Linked DNA regions of Homo sapiens: region 2 is linked to region 1. A link is a loop called in an ENCODE intact Hi-C map of the cell type or tissue named here. Cell type or tissue: body of pancreas. All regions are shown on one strand. Links, peaks and the distances in the headings refer to the core of each region. The heading gives the core; the rest is flanking DNA. Region 1 overlaps PCSK7 (proprotein convertase subtilisin/kexin type 7). Region 2 overlaps BUD13 (BUD13 spliceosome associated protein).

Evidence for each region. A loop is a pair of places that touch in the nucleus more often than their neighbours do. Peaks named below come from ENCODE experiments on the same cell type or tissue, not always from the same donor. Only the 100,000 strongest peaks of a DNase experiment are listed, where the experiment ranks them.
Region 2: a loop joins it to region 1, with 2.7 times the contacts of the local background. A loop is called at or near these places in 4 of 110 quality-filtered maps.

The regions. Positions count from the first base shown.
Region 1 is chr11:117,213,924-117,222,257 of GRCh38, forward strand. PCSK7 (proprotein convertase subtilisin/kexin type 7) reads right to left here. Exons shown (of 17, transcript NM_004716.4): 10 at 5,668-5,835; 11 at 5,134-5,241; 12 at 4,543-4,645. Among named protein-coding and RNA genes, the nearest start is that of PCSK7, 14 kb to the right of the region's middle. RefSeq lists enhancers at 3,585-4,784, 5,239-5,739. In body of pancreas, for the core only: no CTCF peak of the experiment used is centred there; DNase peaks (open chromatin) are centred at 4,408, 6,838, 7,258, 8,208 and 1 weaker place; H3K27ac peaks cover 3,074 bases.
Region 2 is chr11:116,761,750-116,770,083 of GRCh38, forward strand. BUD13 (BUD13 spliceosome associated protein) reads right to left here. Exons shown (of 10, transcript NM_032725.4): 3 at 3,613-3,697; 4 at 804-1,517. Among named protein-coding and RNA genes, the nearest start is that of BUD13, 7.1 kb to the right of the region's middle. In body of pancreas, for the core only: no CTCF peak of the experiment used is centred there; no DNase peak of the experiment used is centred there.

The sequences.
Region 1 (8,334 bases), core at 269-8,268:
TGCCCATAATCTTTTTCTTTTCTTTTCTTTTTCTTTTTTTTTTTTTTTTTTTTAGACGGAGTCTTGCTCGGTCACCAGGCTGCAGTGCAGTGGCATGATCTCTGCTCACTGCAACCTCCACCTCCCAGGTTCAAGCAATTCTCCTGCCTCAGCCTCCCGAGTAGCTGGGACTACAGGAGCCCGCCACCATGCCCAGCTGATTTTTTTGTATTTTTAGTAGAGACGGGGTTTCACCATGTTGGCCAGGATGGTCTCGATCTCCTGACCTCGTGATCTGCCCACCTCGGCCTCCCAAAGTGCTGTGATTACAGGCGTGAGCCACCGTGCCTGGACTATTTGCCCATAATCTTATGGAAGCTATGCTCTAGTTTCTATCCTTTCCACTGGTGAAGGATCAGAATAAGAGATTTAGGTCGAGGACTCATTTGTGGAGAGGTGGTAGCTAAGGTCATAAACATAGCTGTACTGTCAAGGAGGATGATGTAGAGTGAGGAAAAAGTCAGGAAACAAGCCTTAGAAGACACTCACAGTTCAGGAGTATGAAACAAGTACCTCAGGCAGAGAAGGCAGAGGAGGGCTATGGAGCCAAGAAGGCCGCCACAGAAGCTACAGGAGGAGAGACGTTGCAACAAAGACCTCATTAATAGGGTCAGAGTGACAAGAATGTTAAAAAGGATGAACTCTGAACCAGCCCCTGAACCGGTCAGGAAAGGGGCACTATGAGTAAGAAAGCAAGTCTTCTGTGGCAGAGGGAGTGTGTGACAAAGGGGAGAAATTGCTTCAGTTCATTCATTTGAAAAGTTGCCTGGTTGGAGGTAGCAGGGACTTGCATTTGAAGGCAGAAAGGAAGAATCAGCAGAGAGGGAAATGTTGGTTAAAGAGGGAAGACCTGGAGAGGAGAAGGAACAGGACTCACTGCGTAGGCAGAGGCTTAGCCAGTATCCTCAAGACTGCAAACGACAACAAAAGGAGAGGTGCAAGTGGGTGTTCAGGCACCTTCCAATCACAGACTCTCTGAGTGTGAATAACACACTCCTCCAGAGCCCCACTCTCCCTCCTACCCTCAGGTAGAGATTTCAGACCAGCGTCAGATCTAAAAACCCCAAGAGGCCCCAATCCCCTCTCCCTCATAACCTCCTGTCAGCGGGGAGAGAGAAAAATCAGTCTTGCTCTTTAGCAGCACTTCTCAATATGGTAGCCCTTAGCCACACATGGCTATCTAAATTAAAATGAAGTATAACAAAATTAAAATTTAGCTCCTTAGTCATACTAGCCTTATTATTATTATTTGAGATGGAGTCTTGCTCTGTCATCCAGGCTGGAGTGCAATGGCACAATCTTGGCTCACTGCAACTTCTGCCTCCCAGGTTCAAGCAATTTCCCTGCCTCAACCTCTTGAATAGCTGGGACTACAGGCACGTGCCACCATGCCTGGCTAATTTGTGTGTGTGTGTGTGTATATATATATATATATATATATATACTTTTTTTTTTTGAGATGGAGTCTCGCTCTGTTGTCTAGGCTGGAGTGCAGTGGCACGATCTTGGCTCACTGCAAGCTCCGCCTCCCTGGTTCACGCCATTCTCCTGCCTCAGCCTCCCGAGTAGCTGGGACTACAGGCACCCACCACCACGCCTGGCTAATTTTTTTGTATTTGTAGTAGAGATGGGGTTTCACCGTGTTAGCCAGGATGGTCTCGATCTCCTGACCTTGTGATCCACCCGCCTCAGCCTCCCAAAGTGCTGGGATTACAGGCGTGAGCCACCGTGCCCAGCCAATTTTTGTATCGTTTTTTTTTTTTTTTTTAGTAGAGTCGAGGTTTCACTCTGTTGGCCAGGCTGGTCTTGAACTCCTGACCTCAAGTGATCCGCCCCTGCCCTTGGCCTCCCAAAGTGCTGGGATTATAGGCTAGGTATGAGCTACCACGCCTAGCCTATTATTATTTTTGAGACAAGGTCTCGCTCTGTCACCCAGGATGGAGAGTGCAGTAGTGCAACCATGGCTTACTGCAGCCTTGGCATCCTGGGCTCAAGGAATCCTCCTGTCTCAGCCTCCCAGGAGGCATGCACCACCACACCTGGCTAATTTTATTTTTTGTAGAAATAGGGTCTCACTATGTTGTTCAGGCTGGTCTTGAACTCATGAGCGTAAACAATGCTCCTGCCTCAGCTTCCCAAAGGGATTACAGGTGTGAGCCACCATGCCCGGCCAACTGGTCATGTTTTAAATGTTCAATAGACTCAGATGACTAGTGACCACTGAACTGAGCAGCATGGACATGGAACAGTTCCATCATTGCAGAAAATTCTTTGGGACAATGCTACTCTAGAGTCTTAGAGGTATTTAGCCTCCTCTTCTATCTCAGGGATGTTCAGCTCCCTCTGCTTTATAAAAAGTTCACTTTCCAGCCCCCAGACACTGAATCAACCAGGTCCTGGTGGAAAACAACCATAACTTGGCTGTAGAAGGGGTTTCTTGACTTCCTGGGACTGAGCTGCTCAACTCTCAATTTTTTTTTTTTTTTTTTTTTTTGAGATGGAGTTTCCCTCTTCTTGCCCAGGCTGGAGTGCAATGGTGCGATCTCAGCTCACTGCAACCTCTGCCTCCCGGGTTCTCCTGCCTCAGCCTCCCAAGTAGCTGGGACTACAGGCATGAGCCACCACACCCAGCTAATTTTGTATTTTTAGTGGAGATGGGGTATCACCATGTTGGTCAGGTTGGTCTCAAACTCCTGACCTCAGGTTATCTGCCTCCCAAAGTTCCCAAAGTGCTGGGATTACAGGCATGAGCCAGGGCACCTGGCTCAACTCTCATTTTAACTGGACTTATTTCTTTCAACCTCCAAGCAAGCCCACAAACTTATTTGTTCTGTTTTTGTCTGCTCAGAGGAAAATGTGGTCATGTTGGAGGAGAAGGCAACTTCACTGGCTCTGAAAAGCCAATGAAAATAGTACTTTGCAAAAAGTTGTGAATAACTCTGCATGTCAAAATTACTCAAGGCAAAAAAACAAAAACAAAAATGAAACAAAACAAAAAATCCCCCAAGGAGCTGGGGGTAGGGAAAACTCTGGTAAAACTTTTGCTTGCTGCCCTTCCAACAGGTAAAGGGCTCCATTAGCCAAACTCCCTAAATCTTTCCCTCCCTTCTCTTAATCCTGCTTTCTCCACTAGGCCACCTCCCACTCTTCTCCACCCAGGCAATCTGTCCTTCTTTCTCTTACTTTTTAGTGACAAGCAAGCAGTTGCCAGATGCCTCAATGCCTAGGGTAGACATTCCGTGGCAACGTCCCCTGGTCAGCAGGAAGCAGAGGATGACGAAGCTGGGAAGACCATATTACTCTTTTAAGTCACTGCCCTCATTTGACAGATGCAACAGGAAATAGCCCTGGATAGAAGGTAAAGTTGAAGGCACACTATCTCTAAGACACGCAAGTGCAAAGCCAGGGGCTTCCAAATGAACTGCATTCCTGGAAATGTTTCTGAACTTCTCTGACTTGGCTGACGCTTTATGCCCTTTCCAAGATAACATTCCTTTTATGGGAAATGCAGTGACTGGCCCAGGGGTTTCATTCCACATTGAGGGAAATTGGGCAAGTGCTGGATGTGGTTAGGAGGAGAAAACTCAATTCTTCTCTGTGAAACCTTCACCTGAGGGAAGCCACCCCTCATCCTCCCTTCTGAGTAACCTTCTCTGGCCATTCCTTCTCCTGCCATGGCTCTCAATTGATCACTTTCTAGGAGGACAGAAAAAGTGAAGACAGTTTTGGTTTGGGCACTAAGCATAGCATACTTCCTTTGCAAAAAGTAGTAAATGACTCCAGGAAAAAGAATCCCCCAAGGAGCTGGGGGTAGGGAAAACGCTGGTAAATGTGCAGACAGGGCATCCTCTGCACAAGCATCCTGATCCAGCTGCACTCTCCTCTAGGGAGGGCGTCCGCCTCTTCGCTCAACATAAAACCAGGTCGCTGGCTTAGAGGATACAACCCCTTCAGACAATCCTGGTTCATGCTGGCCACCATGGAGGCGGAGGCAGAGGATGGGTCACTAAAGCCTAGGAGACTTCTACAAACCCTCTGTCCATCCCCAGCAGACCACATCTGACTCTCTCTATTAGGTAAGCCAGAGAATCAAAGGAAGAAATGCCTAACTCCTTTACTTCATCCAGACACCCGAGGACTGACCAGAGTTCTCTGGCAAGATCTTAGCATGGAAGTCACAGGAGCTTCTCTGAGCTCTCACCCCGGTCTCGCCTGACCTCCCCAAGCCCCAGTCCCATGCCTCCCACCCGCCCTCCTCCTCAGTTGCTCTGCTGCTCCTTTTCACTACTAGGAACCCAGGAGAAAGGTCTTGTTTAAGCAGCTGGGGGAGCCAACTCAGAAGCAGTAACATGTCCTAAAATGGTCAAAGAAAACTCCACAGGTTTGGCTGGAGCTCAGCTCCGAAAGGGGGTAGAATCTGGCAGGGAGGACGAGTTTAACTTCCTTGTCACCCGGCCCCAAACCTCAGGCCTAAGATTAACCCCCTTTGTGCTGATTACTTACCATTCCACAGGACCTCCAGGGAACGGGGGGACTGCGGAATCGCCTTGTTTTCTTTTAACACGGGACTGACGTAGGATGCTAAGTAAGGGACAGATGTCCAGATCTATGAAAGGAAAGGAGGGGATGGCAAATCAACAAACAAGAATGATCACACCCACATTCTCACAAACACACACGCCCTTGTCAATACGATCTTGAAGGTTTAGCTGTCTTTATTTTTCCACTCCTCATCATCTTCCTTCAGCCCTCAGCTCCTGCTTGCTCGCTGGAATGCTCCGTACAGCCCCCAGCTAAGGAACCAGAGGAAACAGCTGTGTCCAGGGTGGAGGAGGGGAACCAGAGCATCCTGAGTCCCACACATACTCAGGTCCCATTTACTCTATTAGTAGTTTGGAAACTTCAGTGATAGCATTGAGCCTGCTTTCTCATTTGTAAAATGGATATCAGCTGGGATGAAGGTTGAAGTTGTTAAATCAATGAACTGAATGAACATTTACTAGGCACCTATGATATCCCAGGCAGTTTGGGGCATTCAGCTCCGACCCTTGGTCACTCCACACAGGGCACCCTGCCCTGCCAACACCTGTTCACCTTGGCTGCATTCACGAGCCTCCAGGCGTTGAGGAGGCCGAAACCGTGCTGGTGGCTATGGCTGAAGCCTGCCTCGTTGGTGACCCACTCTGCACGGCGATCCTCATACTGAAAGGACAGAGGTCCTGGTTAGTCTCTTGCATTGCCAGTGTAGTCTCAACAATCTGACTCTGGTTTCCCTGCTTGCCCTGCTGGCTGATCCAGTCCACGCTCTCCCACTATGGCTACTGGGAATGGATTCCCCAAGGCAAGCTGGGACAAAAGGTCAAAGCCCATGATGTCACCACCCCACTGGCTTGCTTCTAGAGAAGGGGCCAGGAGGCACAGCCAGAGCTCCCCTTTGCAGATAAAATGAGTTTAGGCCTGTGGTCTTTGTGGGGTCCCCACACCTGTTCTTTACATATGCAACTCTGAAAGGGACTCTGAAAGAGACTTAGTATCTAACATTTGGGACATTGAGAATCTAAGGCCACCTGATACCCGAACTCTGGAGCAGGCTGGGCCAGGCCACTTGTCTACCTGCTGGTATCTCACCCGGGTGGCTGTGAAGACAATGATGTGCTGGACGTCACGCCACGTGAGGCAGGGCCGCACCTGCAGCATTAAGGCTATCATGCCAGCTGCCAGAGGCGCTGCAGCTGAGGTCCCTGTGTGGCCCTCAGTGCAGCCAGTGCCCTTCTGAAGGTCCCAGTCAGTGGTCACCTGGAAGTGAAACAGGAAAAGGAAGTAGGTTAGAGACTGAGTTCAAGCTGGGGACAGTGGTGTGCACCTATAGTCCCGGCTACCTGGGAGGCCCAGGCAGGAGGATTGCTTGAGCACAGGAGTTATGACTGTGCCACTGCACTCCAGCCTAGGTGGCTGAGTGAGAACCCATCTTTAAAAAATAAAAAAAGAATATTTTTTAAAAAAGAAGCTAGAGACTGAGTTCAAAGTTGTTATGGGGGAAAGGTACAGGGCTGGTCCTCAGAACAGGTCTCACAGGTGGACCCTTCCTTTGTTAGAGCTGAATCTTTGACCAGAGAAGGACCCAATAGCAGGGCAGGGCAAAGGAAACCCTAACCCTCCTGGCCTCCTAACAGAATATCTGGAGAACAGAGACAAAGATAATAAAAGTTACTTTTGAGGGTGTGGTTGTTGGCAAAAGGAGGCAGAGATAGGAAAGGGCTCCCATCCAGTGCAGATAAGGGTTTCCCAACTCTTTTCTTTTTTCTTATTTTTCCTTGTCGCCTAGGCTGGAGTGCAGTGGTAAGATCATAGCTCACCACAGCCTCGAACTCCTGGGTTCCAGCGATCCTCCTGCTTCAGCTTCCCATGTAGCTGGGACTACAGGCGTGTACCACTGCACCACACTAATATTCTTATTTTTTGTAGAGACAGCATCTCACTATGTTGCCCAGGCTGGTCTCGAACTCTTGGCCTCAAGCAATCTTCCTGCCTTGGCCTCCCAAAGTGTCGGGATTAACAGGCATGAGCCACCATGGGGGGGCCTCCCGATTTTTGCTCCTAATATTCTTGCTCCCATTCCTAAATTCTCTATCCCAACTCCCAACTCCAAACCCTTCAACCCCCACAACCAAGCTAGACAGAGGAAGTGGCCAGGGGAGCTACTGGGCCCAGCTGGAGCTGGGACAACACTGACGGCACTATTCAAGGAAATCCAATTTGGCAGCTCCGCGACAGGGGCTGGAATGATGTCGGCGTGAACACAGGGAGTGTGTTCCAGCAAGAGAGGACTGTGTCCTTGCCCACCCCCGAGCCCTGCATGGACTCAGTGTCTATAAGGCCCGCCTGCCCGGCTCTACAGCTCTCAACAGGACAAGCTGCCTCACTGCTCTGGGCCAGATGCCATGAAACCCCTTCTCTCTGTGTGGTTCTGAGGTGGGGAGCGAGAATGGGGCAAGGGGAGGCAGTGACTGCCTGGCATCGAGCTCTTTTGGGGCTGTCATCACCCCTGGAGACTCAGAGGGTTTAGCTGAGGCGGGCCCTGCCTAAATCTGCTCCACTCTATGGCACTTGGATCGTTGGCCCATGGTGTCAGTGCTAACACCGGAGAATTTCTTTCTTCCAAACTTCTCTTCTGGGTCAGATACCAGGGTGGCGACTTCTGCCAAGAGCTGCCCTTTCTCCACTGTACTCACTGCTTCCCTCCCAGCTGTTAGAGCAGCTGCCAAGAGATGTAATTTTCACCCAGCCATGGCGCACTCCCAGAAAAAAAAGGGAAAAGCACTCTCCAAGTGGTTGTCTCAATGAGAGTGGGAGCCTGGTTTATGCAAGGGAGCGGGTTGATTTTTTTTCCTGTTAAGGAAACAGCCTTGCAGTGATAGTCTGAAGTGTGGCTGTGAAGCCCACGAACTTGTCTATGGTGGCAGGAGCCACAGGCAGGCATTGAAAAGTCCAGAGAAGCTTTGCTTCCCCAGGGAGCCAAATGGTGGGAAGCATATGCCCCCAGCCTCTGCCCTCAGAAAGACAGCTCTACCCAGCTGCCCTGGTCATTGACTAGAAACTGGCAACAAGAAGTTTCCATAGCAAGGACATTCCAAAGATGGGAACTCTGCTAAACACACTCTCTCTTCATTTCTGGGCAAATTACAGTTCAGATGGAAGAGGGTGGTGAGGGTGAGAAGCTGAGGTGAGTTAAAATGAGAAAGGCCAGGTACAGCAGAGCAAGAGTGACAATTATGTTGTAGAACCTTCTTAGGTCCCTGGCCTGGGCAGGGCGAGCTGGGTTCCCTAGAGTTCTGCTAGAGGGTGGAGTTTGGTATGTTCCTGTTCTTCCTCCTAACCCAGCCTGGCCTGCAGTGGGTGCCCTCTGTGCACACAGCCCAGCCTCTCTTCCCTCTCTACTTTAGTCCACTCCCTTTTCTCTTCTCCCTGGGGCTGGGAGGAGGGGGTAGTAGGGGTCAACTGGCACAGAGCCTTGGAACATTGTGTTGACCAGAAGTCATTTATTGGCATAACAAAATTTTAGTTTTGGAAAATAAATTTGACCCAGCAGGAAGACAAAGCAGCCTAATTCCCAATGGCCCCAGAGAGATCTCCCGACTCAGCCACTGGAGAAATTTGATACCACCTGGCTCCAGCCCAGCTCCTGCCTAGAGCCTCCTATGCCCACACTATATGGTTGCGGGCAACAGGGACAGGCAGGGAGCTCTAGGAAGATGGTCTAGAGGCCTGCCTTAAACCTGCTGGGATGGCGCTAAG
Region 2 (8,334 bases), core at 161-8,160, 450 kb before region 1:
GTAAAAAATTTCACTGCACAGGCCTAAGTTCTAGCGACTGTATAAGCATCACAAGTCACCTCCCAAAGGGCATTCTGCAATATGTATCGACAGTCTTTAAAACGCCCACATCTTCTGACCCAGTACATCAACTTCTCAGCTTTCTAGGAAACTTATATAGAAGTAGTTGAATTTCGAGGAAATCTATCTAGAAGTAGATAAGGAAATAATCCAAAATGGGGACAACAGTTTATGTACAAGGATGTTCATTATAGAATTACAGAAGAAAAAACTTAGAAATAACCAAAAACATTCATTATTAGGAAAATGGTTAAATTTGTAATTAAACACTATTAAAAATTATACTAACATAAAGATGTTTTATGGCCTGAGGAAGACTACGTTAAGAAAGGACAGCAGGCAAGATTGCACATGCAATACAAATGTTCTACACAGCCAGAGCTCAACTATATAAAAAATGCAAACCAAAAAAGACTAAGATGACCCTGGCCACAACACTAACAATAATTGCCTCTGAATGACAGAATTTTGTGTCACATTTTATCTTTATATACTTCTGTACATTCCAAAGCTTCTGCAACAAATAAATTGTACTTTTATATGGGGTGGAGCGAGCACATAAAAAGACATATGAAAACCTTCCTCCCTGCCACCATAATTGTTCAACTCTCCCAAACCCAGCCTCTCACTTTTCAAAACTTTCCCAAAGAAATTCCATTCTTATACCTAATAAATCAACTAAACGGCCAAAAGAAAGCTCCCAGGGATACATACATCCCTCTCATGGACAGTCATATGCTCACCTTTGGAATCAAGCTGCTTCTTGTCTCCAAAATGGGATTTTGCTTGCTTTTTTCGTGGAGGAGAGATGTCAGGGTCATACTCATATTTGCTGTTCTTTGGGAATGACAAATGGGAGGCTCCTGACTCCTTCCAATGTGGAGAAGTCTTGCTAGAGGCTCTTTCTGGGGCTTTACCACTTTTGGTTCTGGGCAGGGAATAAGTGACATTAGGAGCCAAATCAGGGGAGTCATGACGGGCCCTTCTGAGTTGCTGTGTGTCTGAAGAGCCAAGAGTCCTCCTAGATGTGTCAGGGGAGTTGTTATGGACCCTTCTGGGGGAAGAGATATCTGAGGAACCATGACGGGCTCGCCTAGGAGGAGAGGGATCTGGTGAATCATGACGGACTCTCCTAGGAGATGCACCTGAAGAATTATGCTGAGGCCTCCTTGGGGGAGAAGGATCTGGAGAATCATGACGGGCCCTCCTTGGGGGTGAAGTGTCTGAGGAGTCATGACGGATCCTCCTGGGAGGAGATGTGTCTGAGTCATGACGAGCCCCTCTGAGGGGAGAAGGATCCGGGGTGTCATGACGGGCCCTCCTAGGAGATGGATCCGGGGTGTCATGACGGTCCTTCCTAGGAGATGGATCTGGGGTACCATGACGGACCCTCCTAGGAGATGAATCCGGGGTATCGTGACGAAAATGTCTGTTTGAGGGTAGGTCTTCGTTGTGGCCTAAACACAAATAACAAAGAGTCAGATTCCCACAAATGCTCTGTCCCTCTGTCCACCCCCACACCCAGTTTCAAAAGATGCTCCAGTAGCACATACCTCAGAACTGCTCAGAAAGCCCAAAAGGCCTGCACAGTTTTCTTGCTTAGGGGCAGCAAACCACCACTCATGAATATCTTAAGAATAACCCCTCCGCCTACCAAGTCATAAATTTGCAAAGCATTTTCAGCACATTTTTCATATTATACCCTTTAAGGTAAGCAGGGCAGGTACCCTTGTATTACAGCATGAAAACAGAGGCCACAGCCTCTGTTTTCAGCTGAGGAGCTGAGTGATTTCTTACCTAAGGTCACAGCTCCTAAAATGAAGACACAGGCTAGAATCCAAGTCTTCTAACTCCCAGTCCAATGTTCTTTCTAAAACCTCATTTGTGCAGAGTTCCCAGCTAGTGGCTCCTACTGATATTTTGCCTAGATACTTTATAGTTTGTACTCACTCTTCTTTCAATAGGTAAATTGACTAAAACGGTGAATATCAAAATAAAATGCTGTTAACTATTTAATCCATTTCACTGTGCTCTTTCTTAGAGAGGGGAAAAATCACCATAAAAAAGAAAGGAGCAAGTAATTACCAATCACCTACTGTGTGCCAGTGTTTCATAGAGATTACCTGATTCAATTCTCACAACAAGCCTAGGACATAAATACTGTCATTTCATTTATAGATGAGGAAGTTGATACTCAGAAAGATTAACTTGCCAAAGTCATATTGCTAATAAGTGGTAGAGGAATATTTAAATCCAGCTCTATTTGACTCCAGAGTCCATGTGCAATCTTTAAAATATGTAAAGCTTTAAAGTTAAAATACATAGTTTGAGACCTTCCATATTCAAAGGCACCACAGAATGAAATATCTATAGCAACTGGAACAGTTTCAAAATCCAGTTCTTCCTCTACCTCTATTTCTTGTCATTGAGCTCCACAGCCCAAATACAAATAAAAGCTGGGTAGGAACTGATGAATACTTGTTAAATGGATGAATTAAACCAAGTCAACTCCTTTACTTTGGGGAACAGCCCTATCTGATTGGAATCCACTCCACAGAGAAAAGTATGATGTCTGTGGGGGGCCTAACAGTAAATCTGAAGGAAGCAAGGGTCAGAGATTGGTAAGCGTACTTCCAATAACAAATTGGGATGGGGGAGTGAAAGCAAGGCAGAAGAAAAGGAGTGAGTGAGTGTGAGTGTGACTGTGTGTGTGTGTGACTGACCTTCTAAACATTCAGATACACAAGAAAAGGCACCGTGTGTATGTGTGTGTCTGTGTGTCTTCCTAGACAAACAGACATGGAGACCAAAAGATTCTCTTTGGAAAAGAATTCTGATTAGGCTACAAAAATCAAATACCTACTAGCAATTAAACAATTCTACAAATATTTATTAAAGGTAGCTCCTTGTGCTAGATAGGGGAATATCATGGCAAATAAGACTAGTCTATGCTCAAACAGATGTGACAAACAAATGCTTTTTATCCAATTCTCAAGGACTCAAATTTTTTTAAAGAGAGTTAAATTAAGATTATTAGCTTAGGAAGAGTCCAAAGTGGGCAAGTGGAGGGTAATGCACTATAAAACACCAATACTTAAGGAAAGAAGAGAGAAATTTACTAACACAAACAGAACAAAATACACTGGTCCTTGACCCCCCAGAAATGAGTTGCTTCATTGTGGAAGAGGATAGTGGTAGCTAAAGTCCCCAAATTCTGCTCCTGTTTCTTGTAAACTCCTCCCAAAGTCTTGCCTATACACCAAGTGCTCTCCTATTCTGAGTCAAAGAGGAATGGGTGCTCAAAGGCCTCCAAATTAGTCACCAACCTCAGTAATCCTAATGCCAAAATATAAGAGAAAGAGGAATATCTGGTCTATAAGTTCCTATGTCTTACTACCTCTGAAGAAGTCCAACTTCCTTTTTCCTGCTTTATTTTTCAGGATCAATGACATGCTAAAACAAACTATGCATTCCTCTAAAGAAAAGTATAGAAAAGGAAAAAAGATCTCCCCTACTAATGGAAATTTAGATTTATCTATTGTTGGAACTCACCTCCCAGAAGCTTCCATTTGGCACTGGAACGAAAGGCCTCCATCTGCTTTACCTCTTCTGGCCGCTCATCCACAAACTCTGCCACCTGTGAGAGTAAAGATTTCCTATCTTAGGAAATCCACAGGATCCAGCCAAGAAGCACTGTCTCAAGAACCTGAAGTTACAACCATTCCGATTCCTAACACAAGGGCGTACATATATCCAAAATGGTCATGAAGAAGTAAGTAGGGGTCTTCAGTTATGTTTGCTCCATAAACATCTGATTGTCACTGTATTGGTTTAATTGTAGATCCTTCTCTAATTAATCAATTACCCTGCAAAGGTTAATTTTTTTCATTACAAACCTTTTTATTAACCTGCTAGGTACACAACAGCCACTTGTAAACTAACAACTAAATTCCTTTTACACTTTTACTTCTACATTAACAGTGGAAACATAGGTGGCTCCCCCCATCATGCCTAGCACTAATCAAGGACTTTGGGTTTCTATGAATCCTTTCTTGTTGTAGGTAGTCACAGTGATAGGTTTTCTTGAATACAACCAAAAAGAGCCACTGAGATGTACACAGAATCATTAATCTTTAAGAGCTAAAACCACATTTCATATCTTCTAAACTTCTGAACAAATCAGAATCTTCTCTATAGTATTCCTAATAAGTGGTCACTCGCCCAATCCCTTCCTGACAAGGAACTCATTATCTTACAACACAGTCCACTGCATTTTTCAAAAATGTTAGAAAGTTCTTAGTTTTACTAGTACCGTATCTGCCTTCCTATAACTTCTTTGAATTCATTCTAGTTCTGACCTGTGATGTAAGTCCACATGACAAACTTTCAAGATTGCTGGCATAATAAATCCTAGTTACAGAGTAGCAACTATGTGCAAGGTACTGTGTTTTGTGGTTTACTCATATAATCTAACTCGATTCTCACAATAATCCTGTAAAGAAAGGCTCCACACTACTGAATAGCAAACTGATTCGGAGAAGTTCAGTAACTTTCTCAATGTCACAAGCTAACAAGTGGCAGAACTGGAATTTAAATCCAGGTCATAATAGCCCTCTACTTCTCCCAAAATCCTACCATCATTCTTCATATAACCCAGTTTTGAGATCTCTCACTGAGCGTTAAAAGCACAGGTTTCGGGCAAGATGAATTAAGATCTAAACCCCAGCTCGGCCACTTAGCATTTGTGTAACCTTTGGTAAATTATTCTAAGCCTCAATTTCCTCATTTGTAAAAGTGGGATTCAAAGGATTGCTATAAGGATTGAATGAGATAATTCACGTAAGCTTAGCCATGCTTGGTACATGATAAATGCCCAATAAATGACACCTATTAATTATTCCTGTGCTGCCACTGCTATCGTAATCATCATAATCGTTTTACCATTATTACTGGTGGTGGTGGTGATCTTGCAGTTACAAAAATGAATTCAGTAATCAAGATCTGTTTTAACCAATGCAGAGAGCAGTGGCACTAAAGCCTCCTTTGTTTAGGTTTTTGGGCCATCATAAAAGCAAGACAATATTATAAAAGAAAATGGCCAGGTGCGGTGGCTCATTCCTGTAATCCTAGCACTTTGGGAGGCTGAGGCGGGTGGATTGCTTGAGCCCAGGAGTTCATGACCAGCCTAGGCAACACGGTGAAACCCCGTCTCTACCAAAAACACAAAAATTAGCTGGGCATGGTGGCAGGCGCCTGTAATCCCAGCTATTTGGGAGGCTGAGGCAGGAGGTTCACTTGAACCTGGGAGGCAGAGGCTGCAGTGAGCCAAGATTGAGCCACTGCACTCCAGCGTTGGTGACAGTGTGAGAATATGTCTCAAAAAAAAAAAATAATAAAAACAATTATGAACTAAGTGAAAAGGCAAATGATAAAATACACCCACAACATAAGCCTAATGAACATATAAAAAATGATTCATTTCACTAGTGTTCAAAGAAACTGGGCCAGGCACGGTGGCTCACGTCTGTAATCCCAGCACTTTGGGAGGCCGAGGCAGGCAGATCATGAAGTTAGGAGATCAAGATCATCCTGGCTAACACAGTGAAACTTCATCTCTACTAAAAATACAAAAAATTAGCCAGGCATGGTGGCAGGTGCCTGTAGTCCCAGCTACTCGGGAGGCTGAGGCAGGAGAATGGCGTGAACCCGGGAGGCGGAGCTTGCAGTGATCCGAGATCACGCCACTGCACTCCAGCCTGGGCAACAGAGTGAGACTCCACCAAAAAAAAAAAAAAAAAAAAAAGAAACTGGATACCATTACTCACTTGCTAAATCAGCATAGGTTTGCTATTGGTTTTGTTTTGTTAATAATCCTTCAATATTGGTGGGGCATGTGGCTAACACCTGTAATCCCAACACTTTAGGAGGCCTAGGCAGGAGGATCACTTGAGCCCAGGAGGTCAAGACCAGACTGGGCAACACAGAGACCTCATCTCTACAAAAAATACCCAAAATTAGCCAGGCATGGAGGTGCGCACCTGTGGTACCAGCTACGTGCAGGACTAAGGTAGGAGGATTGCTTGCACCTGGAAGGTAGAGGCTACAATGGGGCATGATCACACCACTGTATTTCAGCCTGGGCAACAGAGCAAGACCCTGTCTCAAAAATAATAATAATAATAATAATAATAATAATAATAATAATAATAGTGCTCTAATATTGACGACGTAGGCAAACTGGCATTCTCATCACCTCTAGTGGGAGTGTAAATTGGTAGCACCTTTTGGAAAGCAACATGGGAATATAACTAAAGCGAACCATACCCTTTGATCCACTCATTTCATTTTATGGGAATAAAGAAATAAACTGATTTCTACAAATGATTTATGTACAACGATGTATGATATTTTATAAGTGGAAACAATCCATGTATCCAGTAACAGAACAGATAAAATATATATATTGAACTACTACATAACCGTTAAAAATCATACACTCAAAGAATATTTTAAGGTCTTACCAGAGTATCCACAACATATTATTTAGCAGAGGAGTAGACTCCAAAACCCTATGTACAATATGATCCCAATTATGTTCAAAAAAATAAAATACAAGCGTGTATAATCTCTAAAGAGAAAAACCTGAAGAGATATGCATCCAAGTATTAGCAGTTATCTTTGGATGGTAACATGCAAGTGTTTATTCTTTTAAAAACTTTAAACTTTTTTTAATTCCCAAATATTCTGTAATAAATATGCATTGCTTTTATAAAATTAAAAAAAAACAACAAACATTGTTAATATTTACTTCTTCTGACCAAAACTAAATTGGCTCCCTAAGATCACTATTTCCCTTCTAATTACTAGCAAGCCCTCTTTTAAATAATCTATTTTAGAATTTTGCTGGGAATTGGCCAGGTGCAGTGGCTCACACATGTAATCCCAGCCCTTCAGGAGGCCGAGGTGGGCGGATCACGAGGTCAGGAGATCAAGACCAACCTGGCTAACATGATGAAACCCTGTCTCTACTAAAAATACAAAAAAAAACACAAAAAATTAGCCGGGCGTGTTGGTGGGCCCCTGTAGTCCCAGCTACTCAGGAGGCTGAGGCAGGAGAATGGTGTGAACCCAGGAGGCAGAGCTTGCAGTGAGCCGAGATCATACCACTACACTCAAGCCTGGGCAACACGGTGAGACTCCGTCTCAAAAAAAAAAAAAAAAAAAGAATTTTGCTGGGAATTAATATTAAATACTCACTGGAATCCATCTTTACCAACTTTAGTGGAATTCAGCCTATCTACAGCTCTCCTTTCCACTTTGTTTCTCAGAAATTCTCAGCAATGGTTTCATGAACCACTGGGAGGTCATTTGCCTATGATTTTGTCCACCTGGCTCTTACTTACCCTTCAAAACTCAGTATTTACATCTTTCAGGATATCTCCCAACAGAATACAAAGTATGCTACCTCCCCGGGCTCTAATGGTACTTGGTACGTATGTGAAACATCCCCAACATTTACCATACTGTTGAAATTTATCTGAAATTCAGTTTTTCATTCTAGGGTATAATCTCTAAAATACAGCTATGTTCTATTAATCTACATATCTCCAGTACTTAGGCAAGAATATACAATTTGAAAGCTTAGTTAAAGCACTGAAAAAAGGAGCAAATAAAAAGTTCCCTATAACTGAACCTCAGCATTGTTTTTAAGAAAGATTCCAACAAAATGAACCACAGCTAAGTCTCATCATTACTCTAACACTGATGTCGAGAAGTCCTCTCTCTGTGATCCATCTCATTTCTAGGCTGATGGACCCTCCATAAAGAGACAAGTTGGTGTATAGGCATCAGCAAAGAAAACTATTTTAAACAGCTCTTTGGAAACTGTCACCTCTTTTCTGTTCTCAACTAACCCCCCTACAAATCTACCCTAAGCTGGAAAAATAAATTTGAGAAGCTTGGCCTGGCACAATGGCTCACGCCTGTAATCCCAGCACTTTGGGAGGCCAAGGTGGGTGGATCACCTGAGGTCATGAGTTCAAGACCAGCCTGGCCAACATGGTGAAACCCCATTTCTACAAAAATTAAAAAAAAAAAATTAGCCAGGCATGATGGCGGGTGCCTGTAATCCCAGCTACTCAGGAGGCTGAGGCAGGAGAATCATCTGAACCCGGGAGGCGGAGGTTGCAGTGAGCCAAGATCATGCCATTGCACTCCAGCTTGGGTGACAGAGCGAGACTCCGTCTCAAAAAAAAAAAAAAAAAGGAAATTGAG